Regions from separate parts of the Homo sapiens genome. Here region 2 is linked to region 1. Evidence: chromatin loops called from intact Hi-C (ENCODE). Cell type or tissue: Calu3. All regions are shown on one strand. Each heading gives the region's core, and the rest is flanking DNA. Links, peaks and the distances in the headings are about the cores only.

Evidence for each region. A loop is a pair of places that touch in the nucleus more often than their neighbours do. Peaks named below come from ENCODE experiments on the same cell type or tissue, not always from the same donor. Only the 100,000 strongest peaks of a DNase experiment are listed, where the experiment ranks them.
Region 2: a loop joins it to region 1, with 6 times the contacts of the local background. A loop is called at or near these places in 1 of 110 quality-filtered maps.

Annotation. Positions count from the first base shown.
Region 1 is chr7:34,744,832-34,752,831 of GRCh38, forward strand. All of the region lies in intron 2 of NPSR1 (neuropeptide S receptor 1), which reads left to right. All of the region lies in intron 1 of NPSR1-AS1 (NPSR1 antisense RNA 1), which reads right to left. It also overlaps the pseudogene NCAPD2P1. Among named protein-coding and RNA genes, the nearest start is that of NPSR1-AS1, 9.4 kb to the right of the region's middle. In Calu3, for the core only: no CTCF peak of the experiment used is centred there; DNase peaks (open chromatin) are centred at 3,260, 3,670 and 7,730.
Region 2 is chr7:34,646,731-34,659,534 of GRCh38, forward strand. NPSR1 (neuropeptide S receptor 1) reads left to right here and starts at 11,488. Exons shown (of 9, transcript NM_207172.2): 1 at 11,488-11,829. The coding sequence starts at 11,683. All of the region lies in intron 2 of NPSR1-AS1 (NPSR1 antisense RNA 1), which reads right to left. RefSeq lists enhancers at 5,152-5,737, 7,667-8,866. In Calu3, for the core only: no CTCF peak of the experiment used is centred there; DNase peaks (open chromatin) are centred at 6,231, 6,671, 8,151 and 8,881.

The DNA of each region.
Region 1 (8,000 bases), core at 1-8,000:
TCCATGGGTTCTGCATTTATGAATTCAACCAATTGTGAATTGAAAATATTCAGAAAAAAATGCATCTATACTGAACATGTTCACACTTTCTCCTTGTCATAATTTTCTAAACAATATAGTATAACAACAATTTATATAGAACTTACATTGTATTAGGAATTAAAAGTAATATAGAGATAATTTAAGCTTGGTTAATATATGCAAACACAGCATCATTTTATTTCAGGGATTTTGGTATCCATGGAAGGCTATCCATGGAAACCAATAACCCCATATATACAAAGGGACAACTATATTGGCATCCTTTACTGATTATAGAACATTCCTAGTCACTACCATAGTGCCTCTTTCACATTCTCTTTATTATCTTCTTCTGGAACTCCAGTGGGATTTTTGTTGGACTTTCTCATCCTATTCATTATGCCTCTTCACTTCTCTTTGGTCTATCTCTTTGTCTCTTTCTATTGCTTTTTGAGTAATTTATTTGGTCCAATCATCAAGTTTACTATTTCTCTTTTTATTGGTTCCAACCTTATAATCAACATATTCATTGAGATTCTAACTTTATTACAATTATTTTTTCATTTCTAAAAGTTCTACTTTGTTCTTAAATTTATCTAGTCAATTAGAGAATTCCTCTTTCATCAAACTTGCAATTTTCTGCTTAATTTCTTTCAATATATTATCTATTAATTTATTTATTTAGAGATAGAGTTTTGCTCTGTCACCAGGGCTGAAGTGCACTGGCATGATCACAGCTCACTGCAGACTTGAACTCCTAGGCTCAAGCCATCCTCCCATCTCAGCCTCCCAAGTAGCTGGAACTATAGGTGTGCACCACCAAGCCCAGCTAATTTTTTTTTCTGGAGATAGGGTCTCACTCTGTTGCCCAGGCTGGTCTTAAACTCCTGGTCACAAACAGTCCTCCTGCCTTGGTCTCCCAAATTGCTGGGATTACAGGTGTGAGCCACCATCTCCGGCCTATTTTTAAATATTATGTAATACTGTTTATCTGATATTCCCAATATATGCAATCTTTGCACATCTGATTTCTGTGTGTACACAGGTGTTCATGTTTATACATTTGAGTTTTCCAAAAGCCATAGTACACTCATGAGAAAATGAAAGTGAAAAGACAAATACAGTCTTAGTATTAATTATAAAAATAGTTTTTGCCTAATGGATTCAGAGTCTTAGTGACCCTCAGAGGTCCTCAGACTACACACTCAGAACCACTTCACTAAAGCATCCATCGATACAATCAGTTATTTCTTTCCTGTGCCTCCAAAATGTTTCTACCTCAATACCAACCTTGGAAAAATTGAGAAAATGAAAGCTCAAATTATTTTCCATGGAGCTTAATTTTCTCTGCAATTCTGATCAAAAAAGATTGTAAGCAATGAAAGAATCAAACTAGCTGTATTCAGTAGTCCTCCCTTATCCATAGTTTCACTTTCCATGGTTTCAGTTAATAGTGCAATAGAGTAAGATATTTTGAGAGAGAATGACCCCATATTCACATAACTTTTATTACAGCATATATTTATCATTATCATATGGTATCAGTATATTATTGTTGTTCATTTCTTTATGTGCCTGATTTATAAATTAAATTTTATCATAGTTATGTATGTATGTATAAAAGAAAACATGGTATATACAGAGTTCAGTACTATCTGCAGTTGGAACTCTTCAAACATATCCCTCACAGATAAGGGGAGACCTGCTGTAATATTTTTGCTTCTTAACCAAGTGTTCTCCCTCCACCCATCCCTGTCTTAGCATTTCTATCATTACATAATTCTCTATTTGGAAAACTGTATCATGAGGTTTTTACTGCCACAATGCAGGTTAATTAGGAAATGAGAAAAACAAAGTAGCCTATTTCTTGGTCTTGAGTTTCAAGTGATTTAGAAGGAAAAATGAAAACCAGGCTACCTGGATCCAAGAATGGGAAAGAGTGAGGAGTATGCAGGGAGGAGGAGACAAGAGCTTAAACATGGAGGCATTTCTGGCTGGGTGCGGTGACTCTTGCCTGTAATCCCAGCACTTTGGGAGGCCGAGGCAGGTGGATCACGAGGTCAAGAGATCGAGACCATTCTGGCCAACGTGGTGAAACCCCGTGTCTATTAAAAATACAAAAATTAGCTGTGCATGGTGGAACGCACCTGCAGTCCTAGCTACTCAGGAGACTGAGGCAGGGGAGTCACTTGAACCTGGGAGGTGGAGGTTGCAGTGAGCCGAGACTGCGCCACTGCACTCCAGCCTGGCGACAGAGCAAGACTCCACCAAAAAAACAAAAAAAAAAAAAAAAAAGAGGCATTTCTAAGAGAGAGACCTTAACCCTAAGGCAGACACTGAAGAGGATTTGGGGCATGAAATAGGAGCTGCAGGTTGGAGAACATCACAAGCAAGGGCATCTGTAACCCACCCTACCCACTTTCTCAAGAGACAGTCCAGAGAGCGAGTAAGGCACAGGGGCCCTCTTCTGCATATTGAAAGTGAGAAGAAATGCCTATGCGAGTGTCTAGGCAGAGAGCTTGAAACAGCCACTTGTGGGTCTCTGCACCTGCAGCCTGGTGCAGGGATCAGAAGAATGTACTTATTCTGTGCAACAAGAGCCATGCCTTTGTGACAAAGCCCGTGGCCCAAGAAGGCCCTGCATTTGGAACAAGGAGGCACCACTTTGATCTGCTGACAGCTAAGTGCAAGGTGGAATCAGAGATATCTTAATAGATGTCAATGATAACAGATGATACCAAGAACCAGGCATCTTAGACACACACACACATACACACACACACACACGTGCACGAGCACCCACGCACGCATGTGACTGGATACCGCATGAGTTTTCTAAAGCTTAAAGATGACTACAAGGACAAAGAGTAAACACTTAATTGACTGCAATTAAGTTTTTGATATCCAGCAGAGTAGGAGTTTTTACTAGCAATTAACTTCAGTTTTAGAACACGACAAATCTTATTTTTATTATACAACTACAAACAAATATATAATGAATGCTCAGATTCCAGGACCCTATACCTGGGGTGATGGGTGGGACGAGTTAAAGAAGGGATCTGGACACTGCTGCCTCTCTGCCTTCTTTATATGGGGACCGTATCACAAATGAGGCTCACTGTGCCTCCAGTCATGTTTACTGTGCAGCAAGGCTTTTGGCCAGAGAACATAATTGACATGCACAGAGCTGGAGCTCTTGCCAGCTCACAGCAAAAGGGCCTCTAATTCAGAGAAAAAGGAGTTGGACCTCTGCCAGTCATGTACCTGTTATGCTTTCATATAGGCATCAGTTAGACCCTGATCTCAGTCTGACAAACCAGAAAATATAAAACCATCAGGATCAAGGCATACTTTTTACTGGGAGTGTTAGCCTGGTAATGGAGAGGAATGTTATTGCTCTAAGCATTCGCATAATATCTATTGATCAAACCTCTGTGAAGCTGCTATTCTTCATGCCAGCGTCTGGCGGCAAGGGAGGACTATTTCAGGTCTCACCATCACAGCCACTTCACACTCAGGCCATGCCACAGTCACCAGCACAGCTTGGGATTGGGGCAGGAAGTCCCCAGGGTGACCAGACAGAAAGCAGCCTCAGGACGGGGCCAGAGCATGAGACTAGGGGTGGTGGCAGCTGGGTTTTATTTACTCTGGGCTGTGTGACCTTGGGCAAGCTGCCAGCCCATTCTGTTCCTCTCTGCATGCCATACAACCGGGAATTCCTACATTACTGAGTCACTCCTGGGCCAAGGTTTGATGTCCCTATTAAAATGCTGTTGAGAGAGTAAGTGGCTTCAGTCACTAGCCCTGGAGAATGAGTTCACCAGTTTGATTTGTTTACAACTGAGAACTCTTTCAGTTTGTGTGCGTGAGGTGCTGGGGGAGCAGGTGGAAGAGGCTTTGCTGGAGTGGGGGAAATATCCTGCCTGGGAGTGGGATTGGCGGAAGGGGGCATATTTGTCAATCACAATAGAATCCTAGACACTTATGTCTGGGAGGCATAGCATAGGCCATTGCATTCATCTTCCCCCCAGTACCTGAATCTGTGACCAATGGAACTGAGGATCTTTACTTAACAACCTCTAGTGATGGGATAATCACCTCCTTCTAAGGCAAGCTACTTGGAAACTCTAAGATATTACTGAGAAAAGACCCTGAGCCCAGCCTTGAATTAGTCCAAAGTCTAATGCTTCTCCCAGGTGACAGCCCTTGAAAGAGTGTGTGACAGGCGCCATGCCCCCTGAATGGTCTCTTCTCCCAAATAAATAATACCTGATTCTCCCTCTGCAATGTTCATGACCCAAACAAAGCTGAGCCTCTGTGTGGCCACTCTCAGTTTGATGTTGTACCCCAAACCTTCAACCTCAGTCTTAATGCCTGGGAATGGGGGAATGTGTGGAAAAAGGCATGAAACACAGTACACAGCAAAATGTCTTAACATTTCTCTTGATTCTCTAGCTCCTTATCCCTTTTCCTAAAAATCTCTTTCTAAATCTTTCAAGGATAAAGGGAAGGGGGTAGAAAGGGGAAGTGAGGAGAGGTAAAGGAAGATGTTCATTATTGGGAGCCTATAATGTTCCAAACACGTGGGACATTTAATCTTCACAAAGTAAGTATACCCACCCTAATTTTATAAGGTAGAAACTAAGACCCAAGATATCTAAGTAAGTTGCCCAAAGTCACAAAGCAATTACCTGGCAAACAATGGATTCAGATAATGACTATATCATAGGCCAAGCCCAATTACACTCAAAATAATTCACATCTTCCTAAGAGGCAAGCCCTGGGGGCCCAAGAGGGGGTTGTTGAGTAAGGGCAGAAAGTACAAGGGAGACAAGTTGCCAATCACAGCTTGGCCCTGATTATTGTAATAACTGACACAATTAAAGTTCAATTTCGTATCCTTAGAAGGTTTCCGTCATATTCCAAGGCTGATGAGAAATTTCCATTCTAAGAATGGGGATCTGTTGAATGTTTTAAATTCAGGCACTTAATTAAATCTTTTAAGATGACTCTTTCTGTGTTTGCCCTTAGTCTTTTATTTCTATCCAATATTGTTCCTGGACCAAATAGGGTCGGGCTGCTGTTTCTTGTAGCCCAATAATGAGATGCAGATGAACTGGGGAGGAAGAGAGTTTTTTTTTTAAGTATATAAAAACATTTATTCATTAGAAAACAAGGAGACTGGCAAACATATATTCCAAAGTGAAAGCAGCTCAATGCAGTTCAGTTAGGCTAATTTAAGAGAAAGGCCTTGCATTTTAAAGATCGTGTATGTATTTTTTTTTTTTTTCAAAAAAGGAGACAGGCAAATATTCTACAAGGGGAACAGAATTAGAATTCTAGGTCACCCTACAAGTTACCCTGCACAGGGAGGAAAGGAACAGGCAAGATGACTTCTCAGGATCTGTGCCTGCGAGCTGATGCTCTGAGAATGGGGGTTATTTTCTTGGGTGTCCTGTCTTCTGTCATCTAGGCTAAAAAATCTTCCTCACTTGACTCATCACTTGAGAAGACAACTTTTGGTTTCTTTTCGGAAGCTCGCTGCTGGGTGTTCGGATGCCGATGGGTAGTACGACGGGGCTCTGGTGTGACGAAGTCATTGTCTGAGGCTGCAGAAGCCAGAGGCTGGTGCCTACAAACAGTGGATGGTTTCTTGGCTGTTGGGGCTCTCTGGCTACCTGCTTGGTTAATCTCAAGCTCCTCAATCCCATCCAAACCTCTGGCATGACAGGCCTGAAGCTTTTGCTCAAATTCATCTATTATAGCCTTGCCCTCAGGCTTGGCCCCATGTTGTAGCTTGCCCATAACTGACAAAAAAGAACTGAAGATGGACTCATCTGACAGTTTATCTCCAAAACAGTCAAAATTGCCAAGCATCTTGCAAGGGCCTTGCTCTGTGAGGGGCAGCTGTGACACACAGTAGGCCAGGTCCTGCTGCACCTGCTCAGTTTAGGCTGTGTGGAACCGCTGACACAGCTTTTCCACCAGGCTTTGTCTGCTTGTCTTTGGTGATGATGTAGGAGAAGAACTGCTTCATAATGGTGTGAAAAGGCACTTCCTCCACCCCCAGCTCGGGGTCTGACAGGTGGCTGATGATATCTGGAAGGAGACTATAGATTGCATTGCCCTTGTGGAAGAGCTCATTGAAGAACTTCTTGGCCAGGGCAGCAATTTGAGACTCAGGGTTGATGAGCAGCATGGCCATCTCACTCACCTGCCCCTTTACCTTCACCATGTCCTTGAGGATCAGGTGGAGTCATCACCAGCCCCACTGTTTTCCACACTGGCTGAGCAGGGTCCTGAAGGTGAGCATATAGATGAGGAGTCCAGGGGTCCACCAGATTGGGAAAGTGGATGGCCAGATCCCCAGTGGCAACGATGAGATTAGACCGGACAATGGGAAGTGGAGACTTTTCTAGCATGGTGAACAGAAGATGAGGCTGGGAGTTGCAGAAAGTGGTACTGATCATGCAGAACTTGCCAAGGGTAGGTGAAGCAGCTGCAGAGAGGTCTGGGTTGCTATAGAGGCCTGAGTTGTTGTAGACTTTAAGCAAGAGTGGAACAAAGGCAGCCAGTGTCTGTTTGCCATCCAACAGTTCCATCTTGCAGAAGCCGCGGATTAGTTCTGCCTCCGTGTCATCTGCTGCCCCAACCAGCCCCAGCTCCTCCTCCATAGTGGTCTCGAAACTTGTATTCTTCTCCTTGGGATCTTTGGTCTTGTGCTCCTGTTCTTCCCGGAGAACTCGGCGCTGACAGAGCTCTCCACTCACTGCCTGCTCCAAGTGGACCAGCTGCTGCAGAGCCACATCCCCAGCCAGGGACAAGAGGTTCATCAACAGGAAAGTGGGGAGCATTGTGGGAGACTCCTTCGGGTCCCCCTGACTGGTTCTCTTCTCTTCTAGCTTCTCCAGGGCCTGTTTTGCACAGCCCTGCCATATCTGGGCACAGATCACTGTGGGACTCTCTGCCAGTTGGTAAATGAGGGTCACTGCCACCTCTTTGAATGGGATCCAGAGTGGGTCTGGTGGACAAAGCCTTTCGGGACCGTCTCCCGCAGTCACTCAAACAACTTGTGTTCCTGAGGCAACTGGAAGTGGGGGTGACGTTTGCCCAGAGAAGTCTTTCTACTGTCAGAGATGTTGGCGATGGCATGGCACACCTGCTGGGCCAGCCGGTAGTCCTGTGGAAACTTCGGAAGAGAGTTTTATTTTCTGCAACCGGTGACGGGGAGAAGGCCTGGAAATTATTGCCAGACCAACTTAAAATTACAAAGTTTTCCAGAGCTTATATACCTTCCAAACTATATGTCTACGTGTAAGGTATGCATTCATCTAAAGATGTAAATGGTTAACTTCTTTTAATCTATAACCAAGGTCTGAGTCCTAAATACCTTCCTCTGGAGCCTCAGTAAATTTACTTAATCTAAATGGGTCCAGGTGCTGGGGGGATTACCCTTATCTTGTCTCCTGCTAAATTACAGAGGTTTTGGGAGTTCCTTCAGACCTCCAATAAACTTGTTTGTGGAGGCCTAAGGAGTTTCCTTAGACCCCCAGTGAAACTTGTTTAATCCTAAATGGGTCCTGTTAAGAATTCCTTTGTTATTTTGTCATGCCTTAAGTCCCAGGAAAGGCCTAGGTAAAACTCTTGATGGGCTTTTGTTACATTCCAGCCTTCGTACAGGGGCACTGGCTTTTAATATTTAACTTAACCACTCAGTCAGTACTGAAAGAGTTGTCAGTGACACCTGGCCTGCCACAATTATGAGTGTCCAGAATTTTACTAGATGTTTGGGGGAAGGGGAATGAGAAGCCTGAATTAGGAATATTCTCCACGAGTCTCTCACAATCTAGTTGGAAAGACTAGTAAACTCAATGACATATTAAATGATAAGTAAATGACAACCTGTGGTCCTTACTTCATGCCTTTGCACACACTGCTCTCTCTACCTGGATGCCCTTCTCTCACCTGATCTCTCCAGC
Region 2 (12,804 bases), core at 4,805-12,804, 93 kb before region 1:
CTAGAAGTTAATTAAGTTGTGTACTTAAAATGGGTGAATTTTATGATATATATATTATAATAAAGCTATTTAGAAAAACATGTAGAATTGACTTTACAATTCTGCAAAAATAATGTAAAAATTTAAGTAGATATAACATGCAAAAATAAAGCTTATTACTTTGGAAAAAATTACTTCAAAAATATGAAAATAGTTTAAGCTGCAGGAATTTTTTTAAAAAAACAAACTCTAAAATGATAATATTGAGCATTGACTATATTCCAGGCATTATTCTAAGTGCTTTATATCATTTTGTCCTATAAATGAGCCTCTAAGTTTGATGTTATGTTCCATTGTACTAGTATTGAAACTGAGGTCTAACTAGAGATAAAAGACTGATGCTAGAATAAGAAGACAGATTAAAAGGAAGATGGTAGTACTAAAGAAATAATTTGAGTAATTTATAGTGCGTTTGCATAATTGTAACTGGTATTAAAAAGAATGAAAAAGAGAATAGAGACCCAAATCTAGTGTTGATCAGATGAAGATTAAAGACATCACAGACAATGCAGAGAAAAAGGAGAAAGAGATTAAGGTGATCAGAGAATAGATGATAGATAGATACAGATGACATAAAATGAGGAACAGAGTAGGGATAATTAGTGTTCTTGGGGTGCAGAGGAGAATCAACATAAAAATATTAAAGATATTATTTAAAATGTCTTTTTAGCTGAAGAGAATTCTAAACATAAATAATACTATCATTAGCAAGAATAAATATCAGGCAATAATGTACCACAACTGCACTGAGCACACATCAGCTCCTTGAACCATCACAACAACCCTAGGAAGCATGAACTATAATTTCCATTTTACAAAGGATCCCTAGAGCTAAGATGACTAGATATCTTGTTTGCTTAGGACAATTCTGGTTTACTGCATGTAAACTACCTAAAATACCCATTTTATTCTCAAATTTATGAGTCTGGACAATAAATTACATGATCACCCTATTTTGAGTCTAAGAACTACAGGTGGTAAACTGCAGAACCAAAACTTATTGGAGAAGTCTCCAAAGCCTTTGTTCTTAACCATTTTGTTATACTAAATCTGCAGAGCTAAAGTGTTCATCACAAAGCGACACAACTTGTAAAAAATAAGTGATTATACCAAGAAATTCTGCATTTCAAAGATAAATAAACAACTCTATATGCATTCAGTAGAAGTAAGTCATTTAAAAAGGAAAAAGATATTAATTAATTTCATAAGTAAATGAAAAATAGTACCCTGGATTTCTTCTTTACAACATTAAATGCCAGAAAACAATGTCTACAAAGTCAAGTTAGAATTAATGGAAGCTCTCAAATATACAAGTAGCTAAGAATCAAGAAGTCAAGCAACTACTTAAAGACATTGTCCAGCTAATTTAGGTAGAAATCAAAATTTAGACTTCACAAACACATAAGTAAGATACAGAAGTACTTATAGTGGGCAATGAATCCACTTTAATATCAAATTATGTAACAGTTGATCTGGTAAATATCATGTCTAGACAAAGTATACATGTGATATTTCTTGGAAGACAATATGCACCATATCTAACTTCGATCCTGCATCAAAAATTCCACTGGTTTGAGAAGAGGCCGAGGGAGCAGTGTGGGAAGAAATGCATATGAGCTGCTTTTCCCATTTTCACAAGGGGAATCCAATAAATAATGTCTTATTCCTGTTGTTGATAAACTAGCAGTCTGAAATTTAGTCAAAATTTTTAAGTTGTAAAAATATACATCAGTAGAGCAAAAAAAATTGTATTATCTTTCATGTTGCAGAAGAAAATAGAATTAAAGAAAACCTTAGAAAGATAACATAAAGAAAAAATGCAAAGGTAATACTAAAACTAAAGAAAATATTTTAAATAGCAGTAAAAGACAGAAAACAAAGGTAAAAATCAGGAAGTATATAGAGAGACCAAACACAGGATGTTTAATACTAAATACAAATGGTTAAATCACTCTCTTATTAAAAGAAAGATAGCCTCATATTAAACAAAACAATAAGTAAAATATATTTACAAGAGACACCAAATGCCAATGATTACAGAATGTAGAGAATAAAAGAATCAGTAAAGATATGCAAAAGAAACTAAAATATAATACAAATTTAAAAATACAGTATAACAGCTATTTACCTAGCATTTACATTGTATTTAATTAATCTAGAGATGATTTTAAGTATATGTAAGGATATGCATAGGTTATATGCAAATACTACACCGTTTTATATAAGCGACTTGAGCATCTTGGATTTGGCATCCACGGGAGTCTTACAACAAATCCTCCATGCATACCAAGGGATTTGTCTGCTTATCTGACTTACTTAAAGAATCCTGATTTTATAGAGCGTGACCATATTCTCAGCCTCCCTTGCAAATAGGAGAAGCTATGTGACTAAGTTCTGACCAGTGAAATATAAGTGGAAGTTACTGGGAGGGCTTCCAGGAAAATTCCTTTAAAAAGAGCTGAGCTCCCTTTTGTCTTTCCCCTTTCCTTCTTCCATTGGCTGGAATGCAAACACGATGAAGCTGAAATGTATATCTTACAACCATATGGTGACCTTAAAGATGGAAGCACTTCATCAAGGAAAACAGAGCAAGAAGATACGATGAGCCTGGGTCACTAATGATATCCTGGAACCACTTCACCACCCCTTGATTCATGTTACCACTAATTCCCCATTGCTTTCCTACATTAATTCAAACTTGACTTTGTAAAAATTATTTTCTGGCATATAATGTTGTAAAGAAAAAATTCAAGATACTGTTTTTTTATTTACTTACTAAATTAATATAGTATTTCTTTATTAGTGACTCACTTTTACTGAATGCATGTAAAACTTGTTTATCCTTGAAATACAGGATTCCTTGGTACAACCACTTTTTTTTCTAAAACTAGTTTGTTTCTTTATGATGAACACTATAATAGCTCTGCAGATTTAGTGTAATAAAAGGGTTAAGAACAATAGCTTTGGAGACTTCCATGACTGAAAGTTTTGGTTCTGCAACTTACCAACTCTAGTTCTTAGGCCCAAAGTAAGGTGATCATGTTATTTACCTTGTGTCTTCACCACAATACCTTGACTCTATCTTTCTTGAGGGAAAGACAAACAAGCATTCTGTTTTGTTCAAATTGCTCTTTTTTTAAGATCTCTGTACTTGGACTAAAAAGCAATTATTAACTGATATCAGCACATAAAATTAGTTTATAACAAATCAAAATCCAAGGTGAAAAAATTATATGAGAGTCTTTTTACTTGATGGTTGACAAATTCAACATAATCACGTGTGTCATGAATCTTTTTATGACAACAATACAGCATCAAAATGTACAGTGTAGACCTAGAGGAAATACAAAGAGAAACACAGGGCCCCAATAATAATGGAAAACATAAACAAACCTTTCTGTGCCTTTGACAAATTAGGTAGACAAAAGCTAAAAGGTAAAGAAATGAGATTCTAGAGACTTCAGTAGAACTAAGAGTACCTAATAAAATGCTTCTAAAAATATGTGTGTGTGCGTGCGCACATGTGCACACACACAGGCATTTGTGAAATTATCTTATAAATAGAATTCCAGGTATTTTTTCAAAAACTGAACATATATATATAATGTTTTAAAATATTTCAAAAGATAGAACTTGCCTTCAAAATATAATTCAAGAAATAAACAAAACTTGAAATTAAACTGAACAAAAATATAAACATTTAGAAGTCACTTCCAAGTAATTCTTTGGTCTAAGAAGAAATCAGACACACATTGTATTTATTGTAGAAAATAATGAAAATGAAAATACCACATATCAGACTCTCCAGGTCACAGCTAAAAGCAGATTCAGAGGAAAATTCGTTGCCTTAAATGCTTCAATTATAAATATGAATGAATGAAAATAAACGTTAAGTATTTAATCCAAGCATTCAGATTTTTTAAAGACAGCAAAATTAAGAAAGAAAAAGAAGGAATTGATGAAGATGTAGTAATAGCAATTGTACTTCAATAAAATATTTTGAGGAAATAATCAGACAAGAGCTCAAGAATGTTTGTTCGGTGCTGTTTCTGGAAACTCAGAAAAAACTTTAATCTTTATTATAGGGATGATTGAATAAATCATAACACATTTCATGTTAGCAGAACAAAGAGACACTAAAATATATACCTTAATACAAAAATCTACAACAAGTGGAATTAAAAAGCAGAATGCAGAGCTGAATATAAGAATCACAATTGGGCACTGAGGAATACATTAGCAGTTAATATAAGTTGTGTCTTTACATCTTCAGGTATTTATTTAAAGGAACTACAGTTTGGTGTTATAATTAGAAAAATACAACCCTAAAAGTATGGACTGTGAAATCATATTTATTCTAGTGTCCTCCTTTAAGTAGAACATTGCATTCCATTTCTTTAGGGACTGTATTTCTTAATCATTGTAACAGGTATAACCTCTTGTACCCATTACAGCAAGCAATTACTAAATATAATATACCACATTTGTCTTTTCTGCAGGATCCCAAGAATTTCTCTGCCCTCAAAGCAATTTTCTGTTTAATGCTATGCTGAGGATACTCTTATTTCATACTAATGATTTAGAACCCTCACCACCATATCAGAATTCCAAGCCAAAACTAAGGTACTATGAAAAGTTAACTGGTGTGGAAAGTCAATGGTCATTTCTTATCTTATTTCTCTACTTGAAGAGTTATTCCTTACCAAGAGCTCTCCGCACCTTCACTATGGGGAAATATGCACCTACTTTAAGGAAATATTATGGGAATTAAATGTTGTGACATCTTTCAGGCACCCAGCACAGTGGTGAGATGGAGTTCCCCCTTTACCTTCTCCCATATTCTTTCCTGATCCTATCTGAGTAATTACAACTCTTCCAACCAATCCACTTTTACACAGTTTTTTTTATAGAATAAACATCCAAATGCAGCATCTGTGATATATCTGAATTAAATAGTGGGTGCAACAACATGGCTATTTCAAGCTTAAATGTCAGCTAATTTTTTTGAAAGCAAAGTCATGGGAGTGAGTGTCTGTTTACACCTAATGCTGAGAAATTTAATCTCTGCAGGCTGTGACACATTCTGATATCAGAGGATCAAAATCCCACTGGTGGAAGTTAATTTCCTTTGCTCTACAATCCACACTTACCATTCTGCACTCAGGTGGGAAAATAAAACTTGTGTTCTTCATCCAAAGTTACTAAAAACACCCAAGCCCAAATTTAAACCTCAAAACTATGAGCTCTGCTTCCTTGGAACTCAAAAGAATAATTCTCTTTGCTACTCAGAGATTAATCACACTGCCTTTATCACCTACTATGCTTGTGTTATTTTACTCTTCTTTTGTTATTTAACTGAGAGCATTTGTGTCTATTCTACCCAACCAAACCATGAATTTGCATGTGTCAGGGAAGCTCTGGCAAAATCTGATACAACTTATTCCTCATATATTAATTGCTTAATACAGTTTTTGTGATTGAATTTTGAGCTAATAACATATTTTAATTCAATACAGCATGCATTTTTAAACACTCTGAGAATGTCCAAAAACAATTTGGCACTTAGGTAAGAAGAGACTTTATTCAGGCTGGGTGCGGTGGGTGGCTCACGCCTGTAATCCCAGCCCTTCGGGAGGCCGAGGCGGGCGGATCACAAGGTCAAGAAATCGAGACCATCCTGGACAAAATGGTGAAACCCAGTCTCTACTAAAAATACAAAAATTAGCTGGGCGTGGTGCCATGGGCCTGTAGTCCCAGCTACTGGGGAGGCTGAGACAGGAGAATTCCTTGAACCCGGGAGGCGGAGATTGCAATAAGCTGAGATCACGCCAGTGCACTCCAGCCTGGCAACAGAGCAAGACTCCATCTTAAAATAGAATAAAATAAAATAAAGAGACTTTATTCGAAAGGATTAGTGCAAGAGGGAGACTGGACCATTACAGTAAGGAGAAAGGGGCTGTTGTAGTTTGGAGAACATTCTTATCATGAGATCTGGAAGTATCTCAAGGGTTAGGAAAAAAGAGATTCTCTTTCATAGGAAAGAATAGACAAGGCTAGAAAGAACCAGGTGTGGAGAAGTACCATGACAGGAGTGACACGATCTGCCAGTAGATGAGGGAATATTTTACCCTGAACTCTGCAGCGTACTCCAGGGAGAGGCTGTGGAGGAGGAGCTGTGTGCTGGCTGAGGCTGAGGGCGGGACAAAGTTCAGCCTAGGAGAAGCAAAGAATCTTAACCAAAGTTGGTTTAGCCTGCATTTTTTTCTGATTGATCAGTGGGGACAAAACAGCTTAGCTAATATCATTTATGAGACAAACAAAAGGAATTTAGAGGGTCTGCGTCTGGCCTTGTTATAAGTGTTGATGGCTATTTACTCTGTGTTGCTACAAAAATATATGTGAAATTGGGTAATTTAAAAAGAACAGAGGTTCATTTGGTTCACAGTTCTGCAGGCTGTACAAGAAGCATAGTGTCAGCATTTGCTTCTGGTGAGGGCCTTGGGAAGCTTACAATCATGGCAGAAGGCAAAGTAGGAACAGGCACGCCACATGGCAAGAGAGGGAGCAAGAGAGAAAGGAGGAGGTGCCAGGCTCTTTGAACAACCAGATCTCATGAGAACTAAAATCAAGAACTCACTCATTACTGCAAGAACAGCACCAAGCCCTTCATGAGGGATCCACCCCCATGATCGAAACACCTCCCACCAGGCCCCACCTCCAACATTAGAGGTCACATTTCAACATGAGATTTGAAGGGGACAAAACATTTGAACCATATCAATGCCCACAAGGCAGCATTGGTGAATCTGATTTAAGTCACATGGGGAATAATGGTTAGCTGCACAAAGCCCTTTCTGGAACACAAAGCAGTGGGGGCATTTATTAACCTTTTCTGTTTTCCAGGATCACAGGGTTCTGGTAAAGTTCAAACTTGTCAGAGGATACAAGGAGAAAAGGTGCAGTGTCTCCATTCAGGAATTTGGAGACTAAAGAAAGAGTCAAGGAAAAATTGTTCACATTTTTAAAAATAGTAACGATTAAGCAGAAGACAAGAAGGAAGACAATTAGATCTCATTTGATTTCCAATACCTTCATGATGCAGGCACCACAGTCTCTCAGTTAACAGATGAGAAGAAAGAGGCTTAGAACTGTTAAGTAAATAATCCAGGGACTCACAGACAGGACATAGCAGAGCCAAGTTTGAATCCAGATCATTTTGACAGCCCAGGGCACAGTTCATATATGAAAAGGCCAACTAACAAAATGTTAGCTAACAAATGCATCACTGTGGACAGTCAGGAAATACCTGCAAGCTCCAGAACTTTCTCATTTACATAGCACTAACAGAAACTTTTGGACTTTCCCTGCAATGAGGCAGAGTGTCAATCCCTACTGAGATGGACCCCAATAACCATTAAAAATACATATATAAAAAACAAGTTTAAATATTTTGCCTATAACTTTTATTCCAAAGCTTATGAACTCTTCTCTTTTAGCATTACAGGAAAATGATGTATTTGTTCAAGGATATAAAAATTGTGGCCAGGGCTCCCATAGTGAATGTATGAAGCAGGAAGCTGGGGGGATCCATGGAACCTTGAGCATTCTCTTCCAGAACTCTCCATCCCTGCTAAAGCTAAAATGCCTGTATCATGGGCAAAGCTTGTCACACTAGAAAGGTCAAAACTTAAAAATGTTCTTACCAAGTATCTCCCAGTAGTATGTGGCTGATATGAGACTGAGGCAAAGCTTCTCCTAGCAGAAAAGAAGGGACTCAGTAACCTGGGAAAGGTGACCTTCATCTAGAAAAGGAAGAGACAGAATTTCTACAAATGAGTTCAGGTAAGAATGTGTATTAGAGTTCTCCAGAGAAACAGAAATAGAACTAATAGGAGGGGTGTGTGTGTGTGTGTGTGTGTGTGTGTGTGTGTGTGTGTGTAGGGAGGGGGGAGAGAGAGAAACAGAGAGAGAAATTTATTATAGGGAATACAATATGAAATAATCATTCACACAATTAATAGAGACTAAGAAGTCCCAAGATCTGCAAGCAGCAAGTGTCAGGCCTCTGAGCCCAAGCCAAGCCATCGCATCCCCTGTGACTTGCACGTATACGCCCAGATGGCCTGAAGTAACTGAAGAATCACAAGAGAAGTGAAAAGGCCCTGCCCCGCCTTAACTGATGACATTCCACCATTGTGATTTGTTCCTGCCCCACCCTAACTGATCAAGGTACTTTGTAATCTCCCCCACCCTTAAGAAGGTTCTTTGTAATTCTCCCCACCCTTGAGAATGTACTTTGTGAGATCCACCCCTGCCCGCAAAACATTGCTCTTAACTTCACCGCCTATCCCAAAACGTATAAGAACTAATGATAATCCACCACCCTTTGCTGACTCTCTTTTCAGACTCAGCCCACCTGCACCCAGGTGAAATAAACAGCCATGTTGCTCACACAAAGCCTGTTTGGTGCTCTCTTCACACGGACGCGCATGAAAGCAAGCTGGAGACCCAGGAGAGCTGATGTGTAGTTCCAGTCTGAGTATGAAGGCCTGAGAACCAGGAGAGCCAATGGTGTAGTTCCAGTCTGAAAGCTGGCAGGCTTGAGACCCAGGAAGAACTGATGTTTCAGTTCAAGCCCAAAAGCCAGAAAAAAAACAATGTCCCAGCTCAAAGAAGTCAGGCAAGAGGAGTTCCCCGCTTTTCACAGAAGAATTAGCCTATTTATTCTATTCAGGCCTTTAATTGAATGGATGAGAGCCATTCACATTAGGGAGGGCAATCTGCTTTACTCAGTCTGCCAATTCAAATGCTAATCTCATCCAGAGCCACCTCACAGACACACCCAGAATAATGTTTAACTATTTGGGCACTCCATGGCCCAGTCAAACTGACACATACAGTTAATCATTATACCATGTTAGTTTGTCTTCTTGTCCACTCAACTTTCTTCTAACTACTGTATAGTATTCCATTGTGTTATATACATGCACAGTTATACTTTATAAAGATGAAAGGGCTGGGCACAGTGGCTCACACCTGTAATCCCAGCACTTTGGGAGGCCGAGGCAGGTGGATCACGAGGTCAGGAGATCAAGACCATCCTGGCTAACATGGTGAAACCCTGTCTCTACTAAAAATACAAAAAATTAGCCAGGCGTGGTGGCAGGCGCCTGTAGTCCCAGCTACTTGGGAGGTTGAGGCAGGAGAATGGCGTGAACCCAGGAGGCAGAACTTGCAGTAAGCCGAGATCGTGCCATTGCACTCCAGCCTGGGCAACAGAAAAAGACTCCATCTCAAAAAAAAAAAAAAAAAAAAAGGAAACAACCATATTTATTATTTTGCTTAATATTATGTTTGTAAGTTCCATTTATGTTATTTTTGGCTACAGATCATTTTCTTATTGCTATATAGTATTTCATTGTGTGACTACATGAAAATTTATTCATCCAGTTGATGGACATTTGGGTGGTTTCCAGTTTGGGATGATTCATTGATTTTGACATCATGAATATTTAGGTTGCTTCTGATACGTTTCTTTAATACTTTGCGAAGGCATCATTTTGCATGACTGCTTGTATAGATACATAAATGTTTCTCTTGGGTGGCCACAGGTTAAACAATGGTCTATCTGGATCATGAATGGAGAGAAAAGGAAACAACCAGAAAGCTCTCTCTCCCCACCTATTCTCTGTCCATGGCATCTGCCACTTTCTCTCACTCTGCCCCTACCACACTGTGACCTAACCAGCTTCTACCTTCTCCCAGGAGTTCCTCACAGATTTTGTCTTATAAACATTTTCTTGAAGTAAAACATACCTACAGAAAAGTGCATATGTTTTAAGTATGTAGTGCAAAGAATTTATGTGAATTGAGCATATGTAAGTAACCCAGATAGAGATGAAAAATTATTAGCATCTAGAAATGGAACAATGCATTAGAGGATATGTAATTCCAGCTTTACTAAATACTGCTGAATTGCTTTTCAAAAATTACCACATCAACTAACTCTCACCAGAAGTAAAGATGTACACCCGTTTCCCTTCAATCTTGTCAGCACTTGGGGATAGCCACACGCTAGCTTTCACTATAATAATAGGTAAACATTCTTACTGGTTTTAGTTATTTTCCTTAATTTTTAATATGGTTGAGCCTATCTTCATACTCATTTGTTAGTTGGAATATGCTGCACTTGTTTTGCTATTGAGTTGTTGTCCTGTTTTGAACCTTTCCTTAAGAGTCCACAGCTTATCCAGTTTTCTACACAACTCACTTCTGTTTGCTGCCCTTCATTATAGACTCAATGCCTTCTCATTGCTAGAGCACTGTGCCCTCCTTGGGGCTCGATGGTTTATAATAAAGCTTCCCCAGGAGATCTCATGGGGGCCAGGTTCTTTAGTGGTGGCCACTAAAGCTACTACCTCTTATTCCAGGTGCCATAAACCAGTGGCTGGACCTGGTTGGTTCACAGAGTGTTCTCAATGTGAGGAATCAGGTATTGTGCTTGGTTGTCATATAAGCAGCTTAGTTCCCATTGTTTTATACCTGGCCTGCTACCCTCATTCATGTTACCTTCATGCCCCATAGACATTTGAGATTTGATGCAAACCAGTCTGTTACAGTAAAAGCACCACTGTCTAGGAAGTTCTGGAGATGGGTTATCAGCTCATTTACATCAGCAGCTGCGGGATCTTGGGCAAGTCATTTCACCTATTGGAGCCACTCTCTGCTAGCATAAAGGAGAACATAAAGATACCTTCCCTGCCTATCTCACAAGGTTGTTTGGGAAACTGAATGAAAGAACGTGTAAATGTGCTTTGCAGGTTTTTTGTGAAACAGGAATAGCTGTTAGTATTCTCGCCTAGCCCTGTCTGTGGTGCCCAGGATGCTGCATTACCTCCTTTCTACCCTCGCCCTGAGTATTGGTCCTAGGTAGAAGCTGAGGTGAATATACTGAAAGCAGTAAGAATCTTCACCAGGCCCCTCCCAGTCATATCACAAGGTGTTGTAGCTTATTGACAAACACAGACCTCATGTTTCTCTGAGAACCGCCCTGTGAACACCTAGATAGAACTAAGGGTGTGAAATACAAACGTACTATTTGCCTACACTTACGGAAATAAGAGCACATGACACAGTAGATGGCAAGGTGAGGCTTTAAGTCAGAAAGCAACCTCAGCTGAAACAAATGCATAATTATAATTTGATTTCAGAAGTGGAAACATGACCCGAATTCATGCACCTACTGATTAGTCCAAATTCCTTTATTGTTGAAGCTGGAGCAGAAGTGGGGGTCCACCGTGGAAGTAAGGAAAAGCAAAACAGAACAGGGGTCTCATCCAGGGAGCCATGTCGATGGCTATGGGGAGCTCCACCTTGCTCTTGGGGTGGGGCCCTGGCCCTGGGTGGGACTGTGGGGTGATGAGGGTTGTGCTATGCTGGCTACCTGGTGGTAATTGCCAAGGAGAGAGCAGCACGTAGATCCTCCCTGTCATCAGGCAGAGCTCTTCAGTGAGGTGGGCTCAGGGAGGGCTCTGTGCCTCCGTTCAGCAGAGCTGCAGCTGCTGCCCAGCTCTCAGGAGGCAAGCTGGACTCCCTCACTCAGCTGCAGGAGCAAGGACAGTGAGGCTCAACCCCGCCTGAGCCATGCCAGCCAACTTCACAGAGGGCAGCTTCGATTCCAGTGGGACCGGGCAGACGCTGGATTCTTCCCCAGTGGCTTGCACTGAAACAGTGACTTTTACTGAAGTGGTGGAAGGAAAGGAATGGGGTTCCTTCTACTACTCCTTTAAGGTAAGTTTCTTGCCTGCGACTCTGAACACTGACTTATAACAATGAGACTGCTGGAACTTAAGAGTGTCAATTGAAGTATCATAGCCAGTATTGTGAATGAGTGTTATTTTCTTTACTAAAAAGGATTTTTAAAAGTCTGAAGTGCTAAAACAACAAGCTGTAGTGTGCAGAGACCTAGATTGTAGTTTCTTAGGAATACAGGTGACGTTTTTCTTTCTGATGCTGCTGGAAATGTGTGAATCGTGAGTAACATTTATGAGTGGATGATTTTTACTTTCCCCCTTTCCTTAGGTGAAAGCACTTTTAATTAATCCTATAGCAGTACTTGAAATGTCTGTTTCTAGTAGGGGTTAGAGCTATGAGTTTTTTGCTAGGAACACCAGAGATGCGGAAAGCTCACAATCCCCAGGACAGTGACTGATATGATGAGAAACAACATTGAATAAGGCAGGAAGGACGACACTTTCTTTGATGATCCTTTTCATTAAACATCAGTGAGGAATATATTTCTTTGAGGGTAGTTGATGATGCCACCATTTGCAACAAATTACCTCCTAGAACAAATGAAGGACAGAGAGTTTGGTGAGTTTCACCTTCAAAGTATCCAAGGGCCACACTGAGGAAGGATCTTCATTAAGCTAATACTGTATTGTTTCTTATTCCGCAACAAGATCTTGTGGACAGAAATGAACCGCACATTTGGGAAAAGAACAGTTTCCTGCTTCTTGCCTCAGAATGCTGGGTTGTCAGGTTATTTCACACCTGTCTAACGATATGTTTAGTCATTGCAATAATTCACAGGTCTCAAACTGGTCCTTTCCACTGAAGAAAAAATACTTCAAAAAGATTCTAGTTGTTGCTTTGTTGGGTTTTGTTGTTGTTGTTGTTGTTAATCCTCTGTATGTTCTTGAAATGATTTGGTTTTTACACAATGAGATAGCATTACTGTAACATCCACCTCCCTACTGGAAGTTC